Linked DNA regions of Mus musculus: regions 1 and 2 are each linked to region 3. Evidence: chromatin loops called from intact Hi-C (ENCODE). Cell type or tissue: gastrocnemius. All regions are shown on one strand.

The links. Peaks named below come from ENCODE experiments on the same cell type or tissue, not always from the same donor. Only the 100,000 strongest peaks of a DNase experiment are listed, where the experiment ranks them.
Region 1: a loop joins it to region 3, with 3 times the contacts of the local background. A loop is called at or near these places in 15 of 42 quality-filtered maps.
Region 2: a loop joins it to region 3, with 11 times the contacts of the local background. A loop is called at or near these places in 14 of 42 quality-filtered maps.

The regions. Positions count from the first base shown.
Region 1 is chr16:13,729,317-13,737,316 of GRCm38, forward strand. It overlaps Pla2g10 (phospholipase A2, group X), which reads right to left and starts at 1,168. Exons shown (of 4, transcript NM_011987.4): 1 at 1,041-1,168. The coding sequence starts at 1,095. Pla2g10os (phospholipase A2, group X, opposite strand) reads left to right here and starts at 520. Exons shown (of 3, transcript NR_040574.1): 1 at 520-603. In gastrocnemius, a CTCF peak has its summit at 4,665 (motif pointing left); DNase peaks (open chromatin) are centred at 1,725 and 4,654.
Region 2 is chr16:13,624,988-13,632,987 of GRCm38, forward strand. It overlaps Parn (poly(A)-specific ribonuclease (deadenylation nuclease)), which reads right to left. Exons shown (of 24, transcript NM_028761.3): 14 at 6,543-6,586; 15 at 4,596-4,638; 16 at 3,387-3,462; 17 at 1,127-1,237; 18 at 522-591. Among named protein-coding and RNA genes, the nearest start is that of Parn, 39 kb to the right of the region's middle. In gastrocnemius, a CTCF peak has its summit at 3,565 (motif pointing left); a DNase peak (open chromatin) is centred at 3,562.
Region 3 is chr16:13,529,365-13,537,364 of GRCm38, forward strand. It overlaps the pseudogene Gm25276. Among named protein-coding and RNA genes, the nearest start is that of 2310015D24Rik, 12 kb to the left of the region's middle. In gastrocnemius, CTCF peaks have their summits at 2,142 (motif pointing left) and 3,663 (motif pointing right); a DNase peak (open chromatin) is centred at 3,703; H3K27ac peaks cover 1,125 bases.

The DNA.
Region 1 (8,000 bases), 200 kb after region 3:
TTCAGCCTGCTCCCTGCTGCCTTACCCTGCCAATGGCCCATGCTGCTGCCTGTTTATTGGGGGTGCCCTTCTAGCTTGCTCTTCCAGAACAGATCTCTGACTCAAGTAGCTCTGGCACACGGAAAGGCTTCTAGGAAAGGTCTGTTGACCTCAGGAGCCACCAAGTCCAGGTGAGACACACCTAGCCTAACCACTCCCAACACCATACCCTGAAACCATCTGCAGAGCTCCCCCTACCCCACCCCCAGCCACTCTCTGCTTTTAGAGGCTAAGACTGCCCATGAAGGGCCCAGGTGAGGGACACACAGCAGCACTAAGTTTGGAACCAAAGAAAACACTCCCTTTATGCCAACATAGGTGGGGCAGGCCAGGCTGGGGTCTGTTTGCTCTGTCTACCTGTGGGCAACCTCCAATGGCAGTGCCAGGACCCACAGGGCATTGTAAAAGCTCAAGGTCTACGCCCATTGTGGGCCGTCCTAGGCATCCCTGAGCTGTGTGCTAGCCGGCCAAGTGCTGCTTGGAGCAACTGTGGCATCTGAGATGTTGGTCTGGGTGAGCCTGTCCAGGAGGAGAGAGGCTTCACACCTGCACCTCTGTACCCAGGTAAGGCCGGGGTTGGTTCTGTGCCTCTATGCTTTATTGTACTCTAGGATTAAAGAATCACCAAGAGGGGCCTTTCTAGAGTAGTAGGAGTGAGTGAGGAAAACCCCCTCTATAAGTGATAGCCAGTTCACATGACTCAGGATCAGAGGCTAGGAGCTTCAGGCTGCTGGAGAGGACCGCAGTAACTATGGGGTTCAGGAAGGGAGGACTCTGAGACCAACCCCTCTTCCCCTTCTGAGTTCCTGAGTGAAATGCCTAAGTGGAGGGCTCTGGAAGGAATCAAAGACATGACTCCTGGGTGTCTGGGAAGATGGATGTGTGGGCATCTGATGAAGGGACTGGGGATTTTAAGGCTTCAGGGTGCTGGAACTAGGTGTTGAGTTGGGGCGGTGAGGAAAAAATCCCAGGCAGGAGGAAGCCAGTCAGTCCTCACTTACCTTCGCTGAATCCGGGTCCAGGTCCCAGCAGCAACAGCAGCAGTAGCAGCAGCATTATTGCCCGTCACAGAGGTGGCCCACACATAGGAGAGTGACAGGTGTAGGACTGACCAGAAGGGCCAGTATACTCACCAATCCTGCCGACCCCCACCACCAGCCCCGCCCCCTACCTCACCTTCTTTCCGTGGGGCGGAGTCAAGCAGGAGTGGTCACCTGGAGCCTTGAGGAGTGACTGTCTCTGACTTCTGCAGATTAGTTCCAAAAAGTAATCCAGACACCAAATGGAATGCTGAGGCCAAAAGGGGATCAGGTTCGGGGATGCCTCCACAGAGTGTAAAGATGCTGCTGACGCTGCAGTTAAAATGCGGGGTGGGGGTGGGGGAGGGAGGGGGACGGTATGCTAATTTTCGCCGTGTTATTCTAATTTACTGTAACATTTTACAACGCGGGTAACTGCTCCTGTGGGGCAGTCACAATTAACACTCTACAATCTCCTCACTAATACCACCACAAAGCGAGAAACTGAGGTAGTCAAGGGTTGTCCCAAGTCAGGCAGCCATTTCTAATAAAAAGAGCTGGAGCCTTGGTGGTGGTGGACTAGAAAGCTAGGTCAGAAGAACGTGAGGAGTTCGGAACCAGCCTGGACTATACAATGAGGCAGACCTCGGAGAGGTGGGGGAGGGGCGCTTACGACACAAGGGCTGGAATGGAGCGAGCAGGATCGTGTGGGAGTTATCTATCCCGTGCAGTCTGCCTCAGGCTTCCCGTTTGTGGATGGTTATGGTTCTTCTGGGGAATGTGTGTAAGCAAGGAGGTGTACTCAACTGATGCCTACTTTTCATACTGAAAAGGCATGATAATTGGGACACATTATTGCTTTTTGCCCCTGAGACTAGCACTATTCAATTGGTCAATAATTTTTGTTGTTTAGATTTCATATCTGATCTGAGTGAAACCTTGGAACCACCCCCCCTCCATGGACAAATTCTAGTAAGGGTAAGAATGATCTCCAGAAAAAAAAAAAAAAAAATGACAAGGTGAATTGGGTTTCCCTGGCTTGAAGGTTCACAACACAGGTTGTACGCCTAGGACCCCAACCCATTCACTGTCATAGAGAGACACTGAGGGTCTGAGAACTGGGAAGCCAGAGGCATGGTGAGATGGCTTAGAGGGAACCACACAAGCCTAGAAACCTAAGTTTGATCCTAAAACCCATGTAAAGGGGGAAGGAGAGAACTGATTCTACACAGTTGTCCTTTGACCTCTGGACTTGTACTGTGCCCTCCCATGCATCATGTTCATATATACACACTAAAATAATTTTAAAATGTTAAGTATTAAAAGTAGGTGGTCCATGCCTTTAATCCCAACACTCAGGAGGCAGAGGCAAGTAGGTCTCTAAGTTTGAGGCCATTCTGGTCTAAATTGTGAGTTCCAGGACAGCCAGGACTACCACAGAGAGACCCTGTCTTAAAACAAACAAATGAACAAACAAACAAACCAAATGAGGAGGAGGAGGAGGAAGAGAAGAAGAAAGGAAGGAAAGAAAGAAGGAAGGAAGGGAAAGAGAGAGAAAGAAGAAAGAAAGAAGAAAGAAAGGGAGAGAGAAAGAAGGAAAGAGAGAAAGAAAAAAGAAAAAAGAAGAAAGAAAGAAAGAAAGAAAGAAAGAAAGAAAGAAAGAAAGAAAGAAAGAAAGAAAGAAAGAAAGGAAGGAAGGAAAAGAAAAGAGAAGAGGGGCCATGAGTAGAACTCATTCCACTTGGTACTCAATCTGTCTTGGTCCCTGCTATGATAATTCACAGGGACAAGTCTTCCTTCCTTTCCTGCTACCCAGTGGGTAATGCTCTTTCCATTGGAGTGTGCGTGCCTTCTACAGTCTCATGTCATGCTTCTTGTGTGGCCATCACTACTCTGCCTGGCCTTGGTCACCACTCAGTCAAACCTTTTTGATATAGGACAGATGAGATTTCAAATACTCCAAGTTTTTAGATTATAGAAAAAGTAAATGACAACCTGAGTGTTCAGCACCCTAAGAAAGGGCATGGCCTCCTGTGACCCCAACACTCAGAGCCACCTGTTCCAGGAGGGTCCCTGCAGATGACCATAGGGCATTGTTTTGAAATTGACGTCCTGGAAGATGCTTGGGTACTCTACTGACAGATGAAAAACAGAAGTTGAGAGTAGGGACAGGACTGCTCATGGTGGTACGTAGTTCCTCAAGACGCTTCATGCAGAGCACTCCGCTCTTGGAGCACCTCCCGTGGGAGTTCTTTCTCACCTTTCCTCAGTTTTGCTCTGTGAAAAAGACATTGACCTCTTGGAAGGCTGAGGTAGAAAGATTGTTGTGAGTTTGAGACCAGACTAGACTATATAGTGAGTTCTAAGCCAGCTTGAGCTACCGAGTAAAAGCATGTCTGAGAAAGCTAGGAGCCAGCAAGATGGCTCAGTGGCTAAGGGCACTTGCTACATTGCCTCGGGACCTGAATCTGATTCCAGGAAGTGTATGCTGAAAGTCGAGAGCCACCTCCCTTCACAGGCACATTAGCCACATTCCCCACCTCCATCAGCTAAATAAATGTTAGAAGAAGAATCAACTCAGGTAGGTCTACAGGCCCAGAGCTGCTTGGGAGGCTGAGGCAGAACGATGGCAAGTTCAAGGACAGTCCAAGGGAGGTCAAGCTCAAAGCTACTGAGTTAGCTCAAGGTCAGCCTGAGCAACTGACATCCTTCTTAAACCAGGGATAAGGGGGTTGAAGAAACAGAGAGCTGGAGATGCTGATCAGTGGATGTGCTTGCTGTTAAGTATGTTTGAGGCTGGAGGTCCAACACCCATTAGTGAGGGAAGAAAAGAAACTTGATTCAGTCCCTCTGCTATTCATTCACCGTGTCCCTAGCATGGACTGACCACCATGTCCTCAAGGGCAGGTCCTTTAATGGAACACAACAGAGGACCAGGTACAGTTTTGTCCCCAGAAGTCTCTACTGACTGTAGGGACAGGATGAAGACATAAGGGATGTGAAGATGGGAGCAGGACAATGACAGGATAGCAAAGGATTTTGGTTCCAGGGTATGAACCTCCATGTCTCAGACTGAATGATCTGTCATTTCCCAAAAGCAGAGCCTGGGCTGTAAAGTATATCCAGGGAGCAGAGAATGGAGCCAGAGGAAGGCAGAAATGCAAGAACAAGTTTCTGTGTCTGAGTGAGCAGAGCTCACACAAACAAGACCTTCTAGGGAATTCATCTAGAAATTGTATCCTAAGTGCCCATGCGGAGAACAAACGAAAGAAGCTCTAGGCTCCTGTCTCTGATTGGTTGAGGGTTGCCCCGTGGAAAATGCTGCAGAGGGTGAAGCTGATGAATCTAGTTATAGCCCTGGTGGTTAGATCCAGGACTGAAATCTGCTGAGATAGAACATGAGGTCAGGGACAGAAATCTTGCAATTCCTCTTCCTCGGGACTTAAAGAAAACTCTCCAAGCCACGTAAGAGATGAACTTTCCAGATACGTAGGAATGTGATGGGACCATGGAGCAAAGACACCAAAGGAAGAGAGACAGACTCAGCTAGGCAGAGGTCCTGCTGCCAATAGGAATTCCTGGAGCAGTGGTACAGGCCGCCCCCTGGTGGACGACCTAGGCCTAAAGATTCTTACCAGGCAGTATTTGATTTAGGTGTGGGCAAAAGGAAGAAACTTATTTTCTGATTATAAAGATTGCAAAGCTGGAGATATATATTTGAAGAGAACTATAGTATTGGAAAAAGAAACAAAGTGTGCACGTGTGCACACATACAAATGAGAGAGAGAGAGAGAGAGAGAGAGAGAGAGAGAGAGAGAGAGAGAGAATTAATGGAGAACACAAGCAAAACAGCTAAACCAGACGATGTGTGCCTGTGATCCCATCAGTCTGCAGGCTGAGGCTGGAAGAACACAAGTTCAGGTCTTGGGTACGTATTGAGTTAAGAGGCAGCCCGGGATGAGTACACACACACCAACCCCCCCCCCCCCCCAGTGTTTGGGTAGCTTGTATGCCTTATCATTAATAACACTGATCATTTCACCTAGCAGGCTGGAAGTTGGGTCACTTGACCAATGAAATGTGGTGAAAGGGACCTAGGTATCTCTTTAGCAGAAGCTTTTAGAGGTAGCAAGTGTCGGTGTCTATCATTCCTTCAGTCTCAGAACTGCTGGTCCCAGTGAAGGCTAAGCACTTAGTCTGTTGTAGTTATAAGGTATTGGAAAGAAATCTTTCCTGTTTGTTTTTCAACACAGTATTTCTTTGTGTAGTCCTGGAACTCACTCTATAGACAAGTAGACAAGGCTGCCTTTGAATTCACAGAAGTTCTCCTGCCTCCTAAATGTTGGGATTAAAGACACACACACCCGCACCAAAAAAACAAAAAACAAAAAACAAAAAAACCTTTTTAAAGTTAAAAAAATTAAATATGGGCTGGAGAGATGGCTCAGCGGTTAGGAGCCCTGACTGCTCTTCCAGAGGTCTTGAGTTCAATTCCCAGCAACCACATGGTGGCTCACAACCATCTGTAATGGAATTGAATGCCCTTTTCTGGTGTGTCTGAAAACAGCTACAATGTTTAGCATATAGCTAAAGTATATATAAGATAAATAAGTAATTCTTTGAAAAATTAATTATGCTTGTATGTATGTCTTTATATAGAATATAACCTTGTGAGTACAGGTGCCTATGGAAGCCAGAAGGATTGCTAGATCCCTGGAATGTGAGAAGTTCCAGGTGATACTGAACCTCCTAACCTTAGTTCTGGGAACCAAATTCTGATGTTCCACAGGATCAGCAACCTCTCTTACCCATTGAACCATCTCTCCAGCCTAAGAAATGAATGTGTACTGTTGTAAAGCTTTGGGAATTGGGCTTACATGTTACTGCACCTAAACCTAGTTCTTATCCTGAAGAACTAATGTTGTTAGAAGAACAACTTTACTTTGCTTACTATGGCCTTCCTGAAATCTTCAGAGAAGACTCAGGGTGAAGGCTTTCCCAAAAATAATCTTTTTTTTTTTTTTTTTTTTTTTTTTTTGGTTTTTCGAGACAGGGTTTCTCTGTGCAGCCCTGGCTGTCCTGGAACTCACTCTGTAGTCCAGGCTGGCCTCGAACTCAGAAATCCGCCTGCCTCTGCCTCCCAAGTGCTGGGATTAAAGGCATGCGCCACCACGCCCGGCTCCCAAAAATAATCTTGATTTATATTCCAAGTATAATCTGGGAGACTTTGGATAATTCATTCCCTTCCATGTGATTTGGTCATCACGAGTGTCAAATTCCTGCGGTAAGCTATAACTTCTGTAAAGAATTTTGCTCTGGAGCTGAGGATAAAATCCAGTGGTACCTTTACCTGCATTTCGTCATTATAAATAAGGGGAACACCCCTCCCTCTCTTTTTTCTCCCTTCTCTTTCTGCCACCACCGCCCCCCACCCCCAATAAACCTCTCACCCATGGAACTGTTTTGGTCTAGTGTGCTGTGTTCAGACATAAGCCGCTGTTTTAATACATCGTTTTGGCGCTGAAACCCAGGAATCAGCAGTAGCATCAACAGCTGCTATGGCACACACCACAGCAGGGGCCGCACAAGCAGTGAGATCACGGCCATGTGGACCATCACCTCTAACTCCTCTGCCTTTATTAAAGAGTTTCAATATATCACTCAATCTTACAGCTTGACTTTCCACGATGTACATATGATACTTACTGATAACTTACTTCCCGAGGAATGCAGGCGAGTTTGGGAGCAAGCAAGAACACGTGCAGACGAAATTCATCAAACAGAGCGGATGGGATCGGAGACAGTTCTAAAAGGCTGCCTTTCTAAGACCAGGACCCTCAATGGGACTATAACTCCACATGTGGTATTTTAGCCAGAGACAGGTTTATTACATGCCTTTTGGCAGGTCTTAGAAAGGCAGCCTTTTAAAAAAAGATTTTATTTATTTTATGTATACGAGTACACTGTAGCTGTCTTCAGACACACCAGAAGAAGTCCCAGTACAGATGGTTGTGAGCCACCATGTGGTTGCTGGGAGTTGAACTCAGAACCTCAGGAAGAGGAGTCAGTGCTCTTAACCGCTGAGCCATTTCTCCAATCCATGAAAGGCAGCCTTAAAGCCAGTAAATTTTGAAAAACTCCAAGAGGTTGTCCAGGACACGCAGGAAAATCCATCTCAATTTTTGGAATGCCTCACAAAGACTTTATTACAGCATACCAATATGGACCCTGAAAACCCAGAAGGTAAGCTACTTCTGATGACCTATTTCTCTTCCCAGAGCTACCCCGGCATAAGAGCTAAACTTAAAAAGCTAGAAAGGGGACCCCTAACTCCACAGGCAGAAGTTTTAGTGCTGGCCTTCAAAGTATACCATAAAAGAGATGAGAAAGTTTGCAAACAACAATACCATATGCTGGCACAGGCTATCCAACGAGCCCCAGTCACTGCCCTTGACTCCTGGTTTTCTAAGACCCAGAGACCACCAGGTACCTGCTACAAATGTGGTCAACAAGATCATTGAGCAAAAGCCTGCACTAACTTCCGCAAGCCAAGGGGGCCATGCCCTAGGTGCCATCAAGAGAGACATTGGGCTGTCGATTGCCCTCATGTTACACAGAACAGAGGGACATCACCCCCAAACAATCCTCTAACTGGTCTCCTAGGCTTGGCTATGGCCGACTGACAAGGCCTGAGCTCCCCTGACCCGACCACTGCCATCACTAGCAGGGAGCCCCAGGTAGATATTGTGGTGTGTGGGCAGCCCATCTCCTTCCTCTAAGACACTAGGGCCACTTACTCAGTCCTGACAGAGTTTTGGGGACCCACTTCTCGCTTTTCTGTTGTCAGGGTAGGAGGACAGTCTTACTTCCCTCACCAGACCCCATCACTTAGTTGTATTTTAAGGGGTGTACCTCTCACCCATTCTTTTTTTGGTAGTGCCA
Region 2 (8,000 bases), 96 kb after region 3:
TTAAGACTTCTTCAGAAATCGCAAGTACAAGATTTTCCCTCGTTAGATGAAATAGACAGGAGAACACTAGCATGCATGAGACCATGGTTTAATCCCCTGCACACCACAAAAGGAAAACGAGGCAAACAGAGAACCAATGAGCATGCAATTACAAGCGTGGCTTCTTAGCTCAGCATCCTATTTATCTAACATCTCCTTAGAAATAACATGTAATCAGTTAATAAGGCAAATACGAATAAATAATAATGTCATGTGTAAAGTTTGATAGGAAGTGGATTTAACTAAAACACAAGCATCCCTTGAAGGTAATTTAAATGCCAAAACCACTATCTTTTATTTTTGGAAAAGATCTATGCCATCAGAAATACTTTCTTTCCAAAAAGTCAACTTCTACTTTCAAAAAACATCTGAGAACTAAAGATGAGAAATATTTAATTAAAATATACCCTGGATCCCTGTCCCCCAAGATATGGGTCTTATCCACAGTGTGAGAATCAGGCTGCAACCCTCTGCTTACTTACTTGTTAAAAAAGGGTTCAATGAGCTTTGATCTGGCAGACACACACATTTTTGGAGGACTGAGTAAAGAACCTAGAGAAGAGAAGCAGGATATTACACACAGTACATGGTCAACGTGCAGAAGCTCAGACATGGTGAGTTACACTCAGAGAGGTAATGGTACTCTTGAAGGTCCACACATCTTACAACAGGCAGCAGGCAGCTGTCCCTTCCTGAGTGTCCCCACCTCAAGTCTTCTAGCTCCCCTCTCATCACCCTCCTGCTTCTATAAGGACGGCCAGACCCTAGGACCACAGTGGTGATGCAGATTGCCATCCCTTCCCCACTTCCAGATGGAAGCCACATCCCAAACAATGATAACCTTAAATGCGCTATCTGGGGGTCAAATAGGGTAACTGGTTCCTTCACGAGAAACACAGGTGCTTCCTCCCTCAAGCACTCTACAGTGTGAGGATATGTAAACGACAACTGTTAGAAAGCTGGTGTCCAGGTGTGGGCACCTCAATCCCAGGATTCCAAGTCTCCTGCACCAGGAGAAACACGGATGGATCTGTTATCTAAGCCGCCTCTATTCACTCTATTTGACAGAAACATGTATCTCAGGTACCTAAGTAATTTGCCATGGAGATGAAGCAGAGCCCTGTGATGTAGGCATCGTACCCCGCCTCATGAAGCTGCTCAGAAGCTGTGTCGTAGCTTGGAAAGCCTTCTGCACTTTCTAAAGAGGAAACAAAGGAACGATCAATTTCTCCCAGAGCACTGCAGAATATGAAGCATGATGTCTGGCCAAATCCATACTGCATGCAGTCTTGTGTATTGTATGTGGCCTGAAGACACAAAGAAATCTGTCTTATTGCTCAGTTCTATTCTTAGAATATGAGATAACAAAATCCCTAAAAATGGGAATTGCAGTTCAGACAAAAAAAAAAAAAAAAAGGCCTCAGTTTCCTTACCAAGATTCAGCTGTAGGCCTCCACAGCCACACCGACTGGAGCCATTTGCAATCTTATGTTTCCCATCCTGTGACAAGTCCTCCTTGCTACTCTTACCATACATGTAGGACAAAGCAGAGACTAAGCAGAACTTCAAGCTGGGCACGGTGGCCACACCTAAAATTGATGTACGTGGGAAGCTGAGGCAAAGAACCACAGCAAGTTTGAGACCAGCTTAGGCTAAATAGTGAGTTCTAGTCCAACCTCGGCTACAAAGTAAGACTCTGTAGGCAAAGTAAATAACAAACCAGAGGCGCTGAGAGGTCATGCGATGACCGTCAATCCCTCCCTCCGTCACTCACACAAATGTGACCCTTGGACAAAGCACTGCACCCCTCAGCCCCCCAGTTGTCTAAAAATGAGATGATAATCCACCTCCCCTCGTAAGGCTTTGGGGGAGGGCAGCAAATGGCAGGGTCCTGGAACATGCCACATGCTCATGACCATCCTCCACCAGTGTCCCAAATAGTCCCAGAAAACAACAAGTCCAGCCAGATGCAGCAGGCCCCCGGCTGGTGCAAACCTAGCAATTTATACAGACCAAATAGATCAGAGCTTGCTGTAATGCTGCCCTTAGTCCATGGGGCCACTGTACTACAAAACCATTCATAAGTTGGTTCTTAGTCACACATACAAGTGCTGAATGAATGTGAGAATAATCTGCTTTTCAGTAAGTTCTGTGCCAAAGAAATATGAAAATAATAGGACAGAATACAGCTCTTACTCATAAGTAATTATTTCCTAAAATCAAGTGGGAAATGAGTGTTTTTTAACACTGTCGAGCCAGGTATGGTGGTGCACACCTTTAATCCCAGCCCTCGGGAGGCAGAGGCAGGCAGATTTCTGAGTTCGAGGCCAGCCTTGTCTACAAAGTGAGTTCCAGGACAGCCAGGGCTATACAGAGGAACCCTGTCTCAAAAAGCACCCCCCGCCCCCCCAAAAAAGGCCAGTGTCTCGTCAGAAGCAAGAGCGGAAACTAGTGATGGAATGGCTGGAATCATTTATGCTTTTTTATGTAAGAATTCTTTAATTTCCTTACATACCAAATATTGGGCTTGACACTTGCTAAGAAAGAAAGCCTTTTAACAATGTAGTGCTTAAGTAAGACCCTAGACACCACCTGCTGAAGATCATTATTCCCCAGATCAATTATCCCATTACACAGTTACACACAGGGTATTGGTTTCCCTCCCTCTACCCAGTTCACATCGTAATTGGATTCTTGGACTATTACCCAGAAGGGAAGCAATGCTACCCTACTACCTGCATCACCAACTTCTGGACCATTAGTGCTGTGATCAGTGTCTTTGACCACAGCCCATAGAATGCTAACTGCAGGTCAGCAACTCAATGTGGGTAACAGGACGGAGGACACAGTGCCTCAACACAGGCTTTCCTCAGTGACATTGTTTAGCTCAGAGGACACAGGTATGCTCTCATCTAGGCAGCACGCCTAGTTCTTAGGTTTTCTGAGACCCAAAATGTATTTTCATTGCATCTCCAATGATCAGTCACTGACATACTGTCTATCTTCAAATAATGCACCAGATAAAAGGATACATCAAATTTTGGAAGAATTCTAAGCATTAGGAAATAAAAGCCTTAAAACTTTAATTGCCAAACATCACAGTAAATGGCTACCATAAAACTCTTAACATGATGTGGATATAGCTGGACATGGAACTAGAATACCATCATTATTCAGAAAGCAGCCATCTACCAAGGGCCTAGAAGTTAACCCAGCCAAAGTCCACAAATAACACATTACCATTTCCAAGACATTTCATATAACGTATTTGCATTTCCAAAGTTGAATATAACATATTAACATAGTAATTTCCAAAGTTTGATGGTTTTCGTGTTCAATATTCTTACCAACTTTGGGAGGGTCAAAAGGTGTCTCTTTCAACCGCTTTTCCAACTCTGCAAGGGATGTGTTGTTAATGATATCCTGCAAAGCAGTAAGCGGAGAATTAGGACATGTCATCTCAGCAAGAGACTAAGGAGAGCCAATTTAGGGTATCCACGTGGGAAATGCACGCCATACTGCCCTCTTGTGTCTCTTAAAAGAACAGAAGCCATTAGAACACATTTGTGAAAGGAACAAGTTCAAGGGTCACTACTCAAAGGTGATGAATGGAAAGACTTACAGGGTAAAACCTATAAACTCAGGCAGTGCTGGTGCTCACTTGTAATCCCAGCTACCTGGGAGGCTGAGGCAGCAGGAGGAGGAGTTTAAAGCCAACCTCATTACAAAAGCAAAATTTTGGGGATAAAACTGGCAGAGGGAAAAAAACTTCCATGTTGTTTGCTGAGGGGTTGGGGATGTCAGTACTTTGACAGGCACTGCAAAAAGGCTACAGGCAGTTCCATTGCTGGTAGAGACACAGAACTAGAAAGCACTGTCTTAACGTATTGTTCAGGAGGCTTCAGAAAGTCCTTGACAAGAATGTAAATAATTAACTAATTATCCTTATTAGAATATATGTCCAAATATGCAAAATAAGCAGGCAGGCAGAAAAAGGACAAACTGTCTGCAGGTATAAGCTATTGAATAACATACATGACAAGCTGCGCAGTGGTTGAGCACATCTTTAATTCCAGCACTTGGGAGGCAGACGCAGGTGGATCTCTGAATTCAAGGCCAGTCTGGTCTACAATGCAAATTCCAGGACAGCCAAGGCAGTTATACAGAGAAACCCTGTGTGTGTGTGTGTGTGTGTTGCAGGGTGGTGGTGGTGGGAAAAATAAAGATAACTTCACATTTTTATATTATTTCTGTTCTTTTCAAAATTCTCTCTTCTTCCTTTCTAATTTTTTAACGTGTCTGAAATCGCATTTAACTAGATCAGAATTCCAAAGCTATTTGTGGTCATACAAAAAATTTCAAAGAAAGCTGGACATGATGGCATACACTTGCACCAACCACATGGGAGGCAAAGGCAGGAGGGATCAGAAGTTCAAGGTTACTTCTATCAGCTACAGGGTGAGTTCAAGGCCTGCCTAGCATACCAAGAGTCTGTCTCAAACAAACAGAAATCTCAAATTATATCGTATGAGTGATAGTTCAGATTTAAATAATACCTTAAAAGGCTGTGTGCTGGCCATCAACTTAGTATCCAAGAGTCTGGAAACAAAATACATTTTAATAAGGTAAATAAAATATATATCAATATTGAAAATGTACTTTGTTAAAATATAAAATACTTAAAATGTTTCATAAATAAAACATATTCTTCACATATTAAATACTTTCATAAAACACATAGAAGTGGACAGATGAAACAAACACACTGGTCAGTGTGAACCGAGCGGCAATGTGGTTGATGAGCTGAGGACAGAGTCCCATCCTCTGGCTTCCTTCACTCACTGAAGTGTTGCATGCAGTCCATACTAAGCCAAAGGGACAGGTTCCGTACCTGTACCTGGAGGGAGGAGGCTAGCATCTATCTTGAAAGTGAGGCAGGCACTGCACATTTTACTGTTCTGTGGATCCACCCTTCCAGACTGCCACTGCCCACTGCCACCATCTGGTTTGCAGTCTGAACTCTTATGGAAGCCAAAGTCTGCATTGGGAAGTTTCCTGCTACCATTTCTTACAGTGGCAGCTAAGCTCCAGTGTCAACATGACTGGATTTGAAATCAACCATGAGCACACCTCTGTGTCAGTCTTTGAGGAAGTTTTCAGAGGCTTAACTGAGGAAGGAAGACCCACCTAGAACGCTGGCAGCACTACCACTGAGTGGGTAAAATAGCAGAGAAAGGCAGGTAAATCCTTTCTCTGCTTCCTGATCAGTTCTTGTGAGAAGTGCTCAACTCCAAAACCCCCACCCTTCCTTTCCCATCAAGACAGACTGTACCCTCACACCGATGCCAGCTGATTTTGTCAGGTAGTGCATCACAGCTATGAGAAAAGGAGACCACTTAACTACTCTACTACAGGGACCAGAAATACCAGGGAACAGAGTGACCATGGACAAATTCTCATAAATATAAACACTGTGGCCATAGTAGCAATAGCTATCCTAACTTGCCCTCCTTCAAAAGACATATTGTCTTACTGTTCAAGCTCCATGCATTTTACTTGCGGTTCCTCAGACATGTATGCATGGTGTAGTCAAACTAGCATGCAGTGCAATGCTGACTGTGGAAAACACTAATAGTGTTTAATCAAAGATAGAAGATGTGTGGGGCCAGAGAGCCATGGGATCAAAAAAGCAGGCCTGGAGCAAGAATGGGGACAATCGGCAGGAGTAGGATTGTTCTGTTCAGGCTCTAGGCCTGCAGGTCCTGGTGCACGTTGTCTTGTACCCTGACCCTTGCCTCCTCAGAGGAGCTCATGTAGGCAATGATCAGGTTAAACTTCCTCTCCCCTCATAAGGTCAAGTACAGCGCACCTAGAATTCTTCCTCATGCAAATGAGGCAACCTCAGCACTCCGGCCCCAGCCAATAATGTATACTTGCCACCATACCCCACAAAGGTTTAAATAGCCTCTGTTTCCCCTAATAAACGGAGCCAGTTCTCTGAAGCTGCTCCCAGGTGCATGTGTTCTTTACCCTGCACTCAGCACTAACCAAGATCCTATCTGTGCATCCCTGTCTTCCCTCCAGTATAGCTGAGTGCTCAATGAGCCTGGCTACCCAGAGTGGGAGAAGCAGACACAGAATGGGGACAGCCTCTATCTAGTTCTTAACTGAGGAAACAGCACTGTCAGCTGAGACACATCAACAATTAAATTGGTACATCCCACATGTGTGAATGGCCAGAACTATGACAGGACCCTTCACCAGTCCTTCAGACAGCTGAAGCAGGAGAGAAAAAGGGAGCTGTCACCTACTTTCCACTTTCACTCTGTTAGAATCCGATCTTTAAAGGCATGATCAAACTACCTGTAATTTAAACAGTCAACTATGGCAACGCTGGGGATGTCCCATCCATTAACTCGCCTCCCAGCTTGTCCACTTGACTAACTGCGCTGCATACGCCTCACTCAGTGTCTTAAACGTCAGGGCTCTTGAACAAGGCTTACCTGGGGAAGACACATATTGCCATCTCCTTAAACTCATTCAGGTCCTGAAAAGCAAGAAGATGACCTGTTACTGTTTTCCTAGCAGACCACAGTACTGCCAAAAACACAAGAGAGCATCTCCAGTTCTCAACTACTTCCTCAAATATTAACGCCTCACATGGGCCTCAAGCTAAATGGTAAGATCCACATGTAATTAAGAAATATCTCTTAGGAGCTAAAGAGATAACTCTGAAGTAAACAGTGTTGTTGCTCTTGCAGATGACCCAGGTTAGATTCCCAGCACCCACATGGTAGCTCGAAACCACCCATATCTAGTTCCAGGCCCCAAATGCCCTACTCTGACCTCCTGATCAATGAGAGCCACATGGGAAGAGAGAAGCGACTCCCACAGTTGTGCTTTGACCTCCACAGGCTCACCTTGGCAACACACAAAACACAAAGACAATACACAAAATTAAAAGTTTTAATGTAATGAAAATTAAATAATGAATTTAGGAATATCTCCCAGTTCTCACTCCCTGAGAACTATGTGGCCTGGATAAGTAATATCATAACCAAAAGAGTCTATGGCTGAACTAATGAGAAAGTGGTTCCATCACATGTAAAGTACTGCTGACCTAAATGACTGCACCCCAGGGAGTTCAGGGATGGCTGACAGGCTGTGCTCCACTTCACTTAGGTTAATAGTGGCAAAAAGTGGCATCACTACAGTTAGTGACTGATGTGGGACTGAACACACTGTAGAGCAGCTTAAACCTCTGAGCCTACCTCTGGTTGTTAGTTAAAATGGCCATTAAAACACAGACCTAGGACATGCGTGATTCCTGCCTAAGTACTCAGTAAATTGCTAATGTGGCACCAACTGCTGTGGGAAGATAGCTGATTACACTGTAAACTAAGATTGTGTCCTTTACTGGAAAAACTTGTTTCTAGTTGTGGTGTGGCTCAGCCCTTAGCACACACCTTAAACCCTCTTCCTAGAATATAGACACGCCCTTAGTACACACCTTTAATCCCAAACAAGGAAGGTAAAGTTAGTTTGTAGAAACACCCACCTTTGAAAGTGATATCTAACTGAGTAGCAGACAATGTGATGAATCAGAGAAAGATCTGACAGAATAGGATATGTCCAACTTTCAAGAGAAGAGACATAAGGGAAGCTACTTAAGGGGCAGTACAGAGAAAGGAGGCAGTTTTACCAGGACAGTTTTATAGAGAGACAGGTTGTAGAGAGAGGACAAACTAGATGCAGGGAAAGACAGATCAAGCCAAATAAGAAGGAGCCTGAAGAGTAAAAACAGATTGCCAGAATTAGTTTGAGGCCAAGCAGAGCAGTTCAGGAGAGGCCAGGAGAGAAGCCAGATTGAATCAGTCAGTTTGGAGAAGAGTCTGAGCCAAAACAGCTGAGTTGAACCAGCCAGCCAGAATTCAGAAAGCGCTAGAAAGGATTTACTCAGC
Region 3 (8,000 bases):
TTGTGAGTTTCACATCACGCACCCTAATCCCACTCATCTCCCCTTTCCCTCATACCCACCCTTCACCCTTACAACCTCTTTTACAACAGAGGGGAAATCTCGTGGAAGCTATTGTGTGTCCCAGTGTGTCCCACAGTATAGCCCTTTATTGCAATGACTTGTTGGTCTGGTACAAGGCCTCTGGCTTCTGGTAGTCTCTTGATACTGGAACCTCACAGGGACTCCACTCAGAAATCCTGCAGTTTCCCTGTGTCATGGAGATCCTGTAGTTTTGGATCTGTAGAACCCGCCCCTTCATGCACTCCAGCAGTTCACTGGTGGGGTAGATGTTGGGATGGGCCAATTCAAAGCCCTGGATTTGGGCCTGAGAGGTGTCTGAGCTGGTCAGCTGACCAGTTCTCCCACTCTCACATTCTTCGGGCTGGCTCACCAGGAGCCCCCAAACCAGGGCCAGCTGTACTCTGTGGCCCAGGCAAGGTGCAGGGCCCACTCTCCTGAGTGTCACAGCTGGTGAGGGACAGGGTCACTCTCATGACCCTGGGGAGAGCTGTAGTGTGTCACAGTGTGTCCCACAGTATACCCCTTTGTCCACATTTCTTTATTTGCAAATGTTTATTTCAATGACTTGTTGGTCTGGTACCAGGCCTCTGGTTTCACACTACACTCTCATGACTCTCGTGGGAGACCTGGCAATGGATAAGGGAGAGGAGGGGGTGTCTCCCCTTTGCACCACCAGCCAGCAGACAAGAGGCAGGGCTGCTTCTCCTGTGCTCCTGCCCTCAGGCCTGCTCACTCCACATCCAAGGCCAGCTCTACTATGCTGCCCAGGTAAGGTGCAAGGGCTACTTTTCCTGAGTGCTGGAGCAGGTGAGGGGTGGAACCAGCTCTTCTTGTAGGTGGCAAGGGACGAGGTGGGGCAGGGCATCTCTCCCTCGCCCACACTGCTTCTGAGCAGACAAGTTATGGGGTCAGCTCTCTCATGCTCACACCCTCAGGCTGATTCACCTGTGTCCCTGCCATCAGGTTCAACTCTACTGTGCTGGCCAGGGGAGGTGCAGGGACAGCCCTCTTGTCTGCCATAGGTGACAGGGGATAAAGGGGTGGGCAGCTCTCCTTCACCCATGTCACTGCACAGCAGACAAGTGGCTGGGCTAGCTCTCCCATGGTCACACCCTCAGGGGCTGCCTTGTCCACACCCCAACCACCAGGGTCAGCTCTACTCTGCTGCACAGGAGAGGTGCAGGACCTGTTCTCCTGAGCACTGCAGTCTGTGAGCAGCAGGGATAGCTCTACTTTCTCATGACCCCAGGGCCAGGACTCCAGTGCTGGTATGAGTCAGGAGGAGGTAAGGTAGATCTCCCTCACCTACATCCCTGCAAGAGAGATGAGTGGTAGGGCCAGCTCTCCCAGGCTCTTATCCTTGGGGCCAGCACACTGGAAACTCTGACAGTGTGTAGGGCTTGCTCTCCTGAGCACTGCAGCTAGCTAGGAGCAGGGCTAACTCTCCCATGATGCCCACATGAGGGGTGGGGCCAGTTCTGCACAGACCTCAGACATCCACATGTTGGGTTGCAGCTCAGATCAGGGATGTCCGCCTGGCCTTTGGTGGTAACAGATCCCTGCTGCTGCAGGGCCACAGCCCCACGGTTCCAGGTGGCATCACCAGCTACTCACATCAGGCTGCTCTTCACTACCCCCGATCTCCAGGTCTGCCTTTCTTCATGTGCCCACATCCTTCTGCTTCTCTTTCTCTTCCACTTCTCCATCACTTACTTGCTCCTCTGAATGGTGCACAGAATCTCTGAGTGTCTGGGGTCATCTCAGGAGTGGTTTCAAGAGTGCTGTGCTCCACTCATTCATTATGGTGCCAGGCAGGGGGTCATCTTGGGCATGGTGTGTGCCATTAGGCCTGCTTAGTGAGTCTAGTGGTTGTCTCGGCACACTCCTCACCAGGCCCACCCAAGTGACCCATGAAAGGGTCATCTACTCCCGCCCAGGGCCTGTGGTCCCAGGTGAGATTCTTAGTCCCTGGCTTGTTTCTGTGGTCTCGGGATTACTCAGGGTGTATAGGCTACCAGTCATTCAGATGTTCACAGGTCAGAACACTAAGCTTAGGCACAGCCTCTCTGCCCCCTACTGACACACATGTGACACAGCAGCCACACCTGCAATGCCTCTAAGGACAGGTACTATGTTACCTTTTAGCAGCAGCAAAAAGGCTCAATGCCAGGTCCTGAAGAAGCCCAGGACGAATGGCTACGGTGCCCACATAACATGCATAAGTGCATGCTGGTCACCCTGGGCTTCCTGTGCATGGGCACTGAGCAAGTCTTTACTTACATACCCAGGCTGGCTTGTGTGGCTGTGGCTGAGCTTGATCTAGGGTTCCCTTGGTTCTCATTAAAAAAAATCAACATGAGCCGGGCGTGGTGGTGCACGCCTTTAACCCCAGCACTTGGGAGGCAGAGGCAGGCGGATTTCTGAGTTCAAGGCCAGCCTGGTCTACAAAATGAGTTCCAGGACAGCCAGGGCTCTACAGAGAAACCCTGTCTCGAAAAAACAAAACAAACAAACAAACAAACAAACAAAATCAATATGAAGACTCCTCCCTCCCCCAACCCTTGCACGCATGTGTGTGTTTGGGGGGGGGGGTACAAGGGGACAGACAATCTTGGTGTTAGTTCTTGCTTTCTACCTTGTTGGAGTCAGGGTCTCTGAATGTTCACTCCCTTGTATGCTAGGTTAGATGGCATGAGCTTCCAGGGATTCTCCAGCCTTTGCCTCTCAGCTTACTGTTGCTGTTCGGGGTTGATACTATATCCAGCTGCAGGTGGGAATGGGGATTCAAACTTAGGTCCTCCCCACTGAGCCATCGCCCAGCCCAGTAGCCTCTGATTTTATCAAACACAGCTTAAAAGCCCCCCATCATTAACAAAGTACTCTTTCTTGTTGTTCCTTTCTTCTTTGACAAGAATTATCCTAAATAAAACATCCTTTTGAAAACCTTTAAATTTGTTGTTATTACTATTATTTAGTGTGTGTGTGTGTGTGTGTGTGTGTGTGCGCGTGCGCGCTCACGCCAAGGAGCACATGTGAAGGTCAGAGGGCAACTCTGTGGAGCTAGGTCTCGCTTCCACACTTTTATATGAGTTTCAGGGATCAAACTCAGGTGGTCAGAGCTGCCATTCATTCATTCATTCATTCATTCATTCATTCTTCTGTCCAGTTACTCATTTGTGTGAGGCAGTCTCACTGTGCGGCTATCTCAGCACCACACATGGCAAACATGTCCATTCAACAAAAACAAAACCCTGTGTAGCTGAAAGCACAGCACTCACCAGAGAGCCAGCATCAAGTGCTTCTCAAGTTCATGTGTCTAGCTTGATAGACACAGCCAAGCAGCTGATGGAAAGCTGAGCTCACGCTAGCAAACACCAGACAACTTGGAGGGGAAGTGACTCCCAGCTAGCAGGAACAGGAAACAGCTTTCTGCTATTTTATTCCCCATTCCCAACAAAATTATGACACACCAGGGCATTCTGCATTACTGTAAAAAAATGACTGAAGTAATGACATTAAAAAGTATTCCTTTGTATTTTATGTTTACTGGTGTTTTGCTTGCATGCATGTTTGCACACCATGTTCATACACTGCCCATAGAGGCCAGAAGAGGGCATCAGATCCCCTGGAATTAAAGACAGTGTGAGCTGCCATTTGGATGCTGGAAATTAAACAAACCTGGGTCCTCTGGAAGAATAGGCAGTGCTCTTAACCTCTGAGCCACCTCTCCAGCCCTCCATGGAATCTGTCATGAGATTGAAAACCCAAGTCATTCACAGATATTAAACTGTTTCAAAGTATCAGTGATTCCCAGGTTGGGACAGATGGCTCAGCCTGGCCTCTGTGTAGCCAAGTGTTACAGCCTGATCCCTCCCAAGATCAAGGTTAGTGCAAAGACATTGCAGGTGAGAAGGGCACGTGCAGGGCACCCAGACTTGGCCACTTAGCAATACGAACAGCAGCTTCTGAAATGCACACCCAGCACCCACACTGATTCCCCACTAAAGTACCAAAGCCTCTACTGATGGTGCTACAAGGACAAGACATCCCTATGGAGGAAGGGAGCAAGATCCAGCCTCACCAGACACTAAAGTTACCCTGAGGCGAATGGTACACTTAGACATGACTGCGCCCATGTCTCCAGAAGGAAATACTAAAGGGCAGTTTTACCACTTTAGAGTGTCTTAGGGTACAGGGTAAGAATCTATCCATCAAAATTAAAATAAGACCAAGGTAATGAATGGCCCAGTGGGTTCAGTACTCGGTGCACAAGAGTGAGGACCAGAGGCAGGTGTGGTGGCACATCTGTCTGTAATCCCAGTGTTGACAGGGCAAATCCTGGGGATCATTGGTCAGTCTGCTTAACCCAAATCATGAGCTCTAGGCTCAGTGACAGACCCTGTCTCAAATAAGACGATAGAGGAAGATTCTTGAAGTCAACCTCTGAGTTGAAGTCAACATGTACGTTTGCAAAGAGGAGCACACACCTTTTTTTTTTTTTTAAAGGGGAGCTGCAAGCCATACATTGGGATGAAACAACTGCAGAACATCTGATGAAGAAAAGATACTGTGAGTACGTACCTCACATTAGGCATCTGAGAAAAGGCTGACGTGGTCATTGCATGCAGTGCACCCCTACCCAGAGGCTAAGTCAAAGACCAATTCCAGGAAATGTTGGCAAATAAAGGAAGTCCTGGGACTTCCCAGGTTTTTTGTAATGACATAAATACACTGAGGAGATGGCTCAGGAGACAACACACTTGCCACAGAAGCTACAAGAATGTGAGTTTATATCTTTAGCACCCACACAAATGCTGGCTGGCATGTATGTGGTGGCCAGCCTGTAATACCAGAACTCAAGAGCTGGGGAAGAAAGCTGGGGCAAGCTGGCCAAACAGACTAACCAAACTGGTGAGTTCTGGGTTCAACAAGACACCCTGCCTCAGCGAATGAGTCGGGAGCAGTTGAGGAAACTACAGGACACTGATCTCTGGCCTCCCTTACCTGCTTGTAAGTGTACTTGCACTGAACACATACATGCCCACTCAGGCAAATGCATCCACACACGCACATATGCAACAAACAAACAAATGACACAGCCACATTGGAGAAAGACCTGACAGCTTCTTAGAAGACATGCACAACTAACCTGAGCCCTTCTTGGGCCATGCCTGACCCTTGCTACTTATTCCCCCAGTTAAAAATTTTGCTCTTTGAAAAGAAAAATCAATGACTTAAGCAAAAATATTTATACAAATTTTAGTTACAAAAGTCTGCAACTGGAAATAATGTACATGTTTATGGGTCATGAACAAACTGTTAGAATAGACATGCTCAGAAAGAAACAAGAGGCTAGGGTAGCTCAGTGGTGAGGTGCCTGCCTAACGTCACAGGGCCCTGCATTACATGCTGTAGTGGTTTGAATAGGTTTGGCCCAATAGGTTCATGTGTCTTTATGCTTGGTCCATAGAAAGTGGCACTATTAGGATATATGGCCTTGTTAAATAGTTGTGGCCTTGATGGAGGAAGTGTGTCACTATAGGACAGGCTTTGAGATCTCATATATAAAATAAGCTCAAGCTCTGCCCAGTGTGACAGTCTCCTCCTGGCTGCCTTCAGATCAAGATGTAGAACTCTCAGCTCCTCCAGCACCAAGTCTGCCTGGATGCTGCCATGTTTCCTGCCAGAATGAAAATGCACTGAACCTCTGAAATTATAAGTCAGCCCCAATTAAATGCTGTCCATTTTGAGAGTTGCCATAGTCATGGTATCTCTTCACAGCAATGAAACCCTAAGATACATGCATAGCACCTAAATGAATGGGTGAATAATAAAGAAATGCTGCATGCACAACATAGATAAAGCCCAACGACATTATGCTGAGAGAAACAAGACTCATCTCTCTTGTTTTTCAGCTCTAGGGATGGAACTCCGAACTCAAACATGTTATTCAAGCACTCTGCCATATAGCTACATCCTCACCCCAATCTTATACCATCTTGGGTATAGACTTTCTCATTCAGCTTTCATAAAATCCAAGAGATTAATCTGTGGAGAGAAACAAAACAAAACAAAACAGTCCTGGGTGCCGCTGAGGTTAGGAGTGGAACTGGGGTTGGCTGAGCGGGGCCAGAGGAACAAGTCTGGGGCAGTAGCATTGGTTACTGATTCAATGGTACCTTAAAGAGTATTTTACTCAAGGTATGATTCTCCCAGGTCCCTAGATATAGACAACTACTAACTGGCTAAGACCCAGAGTATGTAAGGGCAGGGTGTGTTGCTGTCCTTCTGAGGAGGAGAGCAGCATCTCTGGCCTGGTGATGCCTAACACTGCCACTGAGCCATGCCCATCACCTGACCAAGGGAACACCTAGATGGGCTCACCATAAGCCATGCTAATGAGAGGTAAAAATCAATGTTCTTCTAATGAGATATTGTATTTTTCCTCTCCAGATGCCCATGCCCACAGTACGGTCTGGCTGAGCCAGCCTGCCTTTCTGAGGCTCGAGGTAAAAAGGCCCAGCATTCCCTTTCCTGCGTCCGTGAGAAGCTGGCCAGAACCTAGCACTTTTACTGACCCTTCGGACCTCTTCCCTTTCCCGGCCTCCTCACCAAACGCTGCCTGTCAACTGGCCGTCAGACCTGATGCAGCTCAAATAGCACGTGTCGTCTCCTCCTCTTAGTCTCCTTTCGGGAGGCTGCTGCAACGGCCAGCCTGCCCTGGGATATTTTGAACCTAAAAGGGGAATCCCAATTTCTCCTCTACCATCCTCCCAAATTCCTGTATGTGAATGTTTACAACTGAGAAATTCATCAAAAACTAAGATGACTGGATGATGAGTGGCTGAGTGAGTAGATGGATGGGTGGGAGGGTGGTAGAGCGGTGGATGGATGGACAGATGGAAATAAGACAAACATACTAAGAAAGCAACCACATACAGTTCAAATGGTGAATAAATGGAGATTCCTGAACACCACTTTAGTAATTTTCCTGAGATGTTAGTAGGGGCAGTGAACAAAGATAAACAAACACGGACAAAGCTGGGATGTTTAATTTCCACTACAAGACAACGTGCGGGGGAAAGCCACAGCATTCCATTCCCACACCTGTCTGAGGGCTTGGTGAGAGTCCTCAGGAAACCCACAAACCACACCCACACTCAGGGTGCCTCTGGTCAGAGGCGTTAGGAAGCCAGAAGCCTATCCCGCGGCTTTCTGGATGCATCCACATGACCTGGTGAATAGTCCAGGCAAGGTGTGAGGAGGGGAACACAACCTCCTAACCCACAACAATCTCTGTGTACCTGTGAGCGGTTTTGGTATCTTAGCTGTCTTTATGCTCATGACTACTCTGTGAGGCAGGGATATTGTTCTCATTTTATGGAAGAGAAGGCTGGGACTCAGAGTGCGAAAGAACTGTGCCCGGGAATACACAGCTGGAACTGGGATGCAAACAGAGTTGCACGCGGCCTGGAGCACATGTTCTTCTGACAAAGTACAGCTCACCTCCAACAAAACTGCTCTCGGCCACGGCAGGCTCTCTTCCAGTCTTCTGGTAATGAGCAATATATATATTTATATAGTGTGTGTGTCTTTGGGTACAATGCAGACATTCATCACCTTCAGATAAAGAAGCTGTCCCCTTCTCATGTGACATCTACATTTATACAGGGCTAGGGGTTGCTACAAGCACACGAGGACACACGTCAAGCCATGTGCATGTACACAGACATTCCAGCTCATGGTGTTTACTGAGTATGTACACAGACATGCCACTCTTCCCATTTTCTTTCTTTTTTCTTTTTTTTTGGAGGCAGGGTTTCTCTGTGTAGCCCTGGCTGTCCTGGAAATCACTTTGTAGACCAGGCTGGCCTCGAACTCAGAAACCCGCCTGCCTCTGCCTCCCAAGTGCTGGGATTAAAGACATGTGCCACCACTGC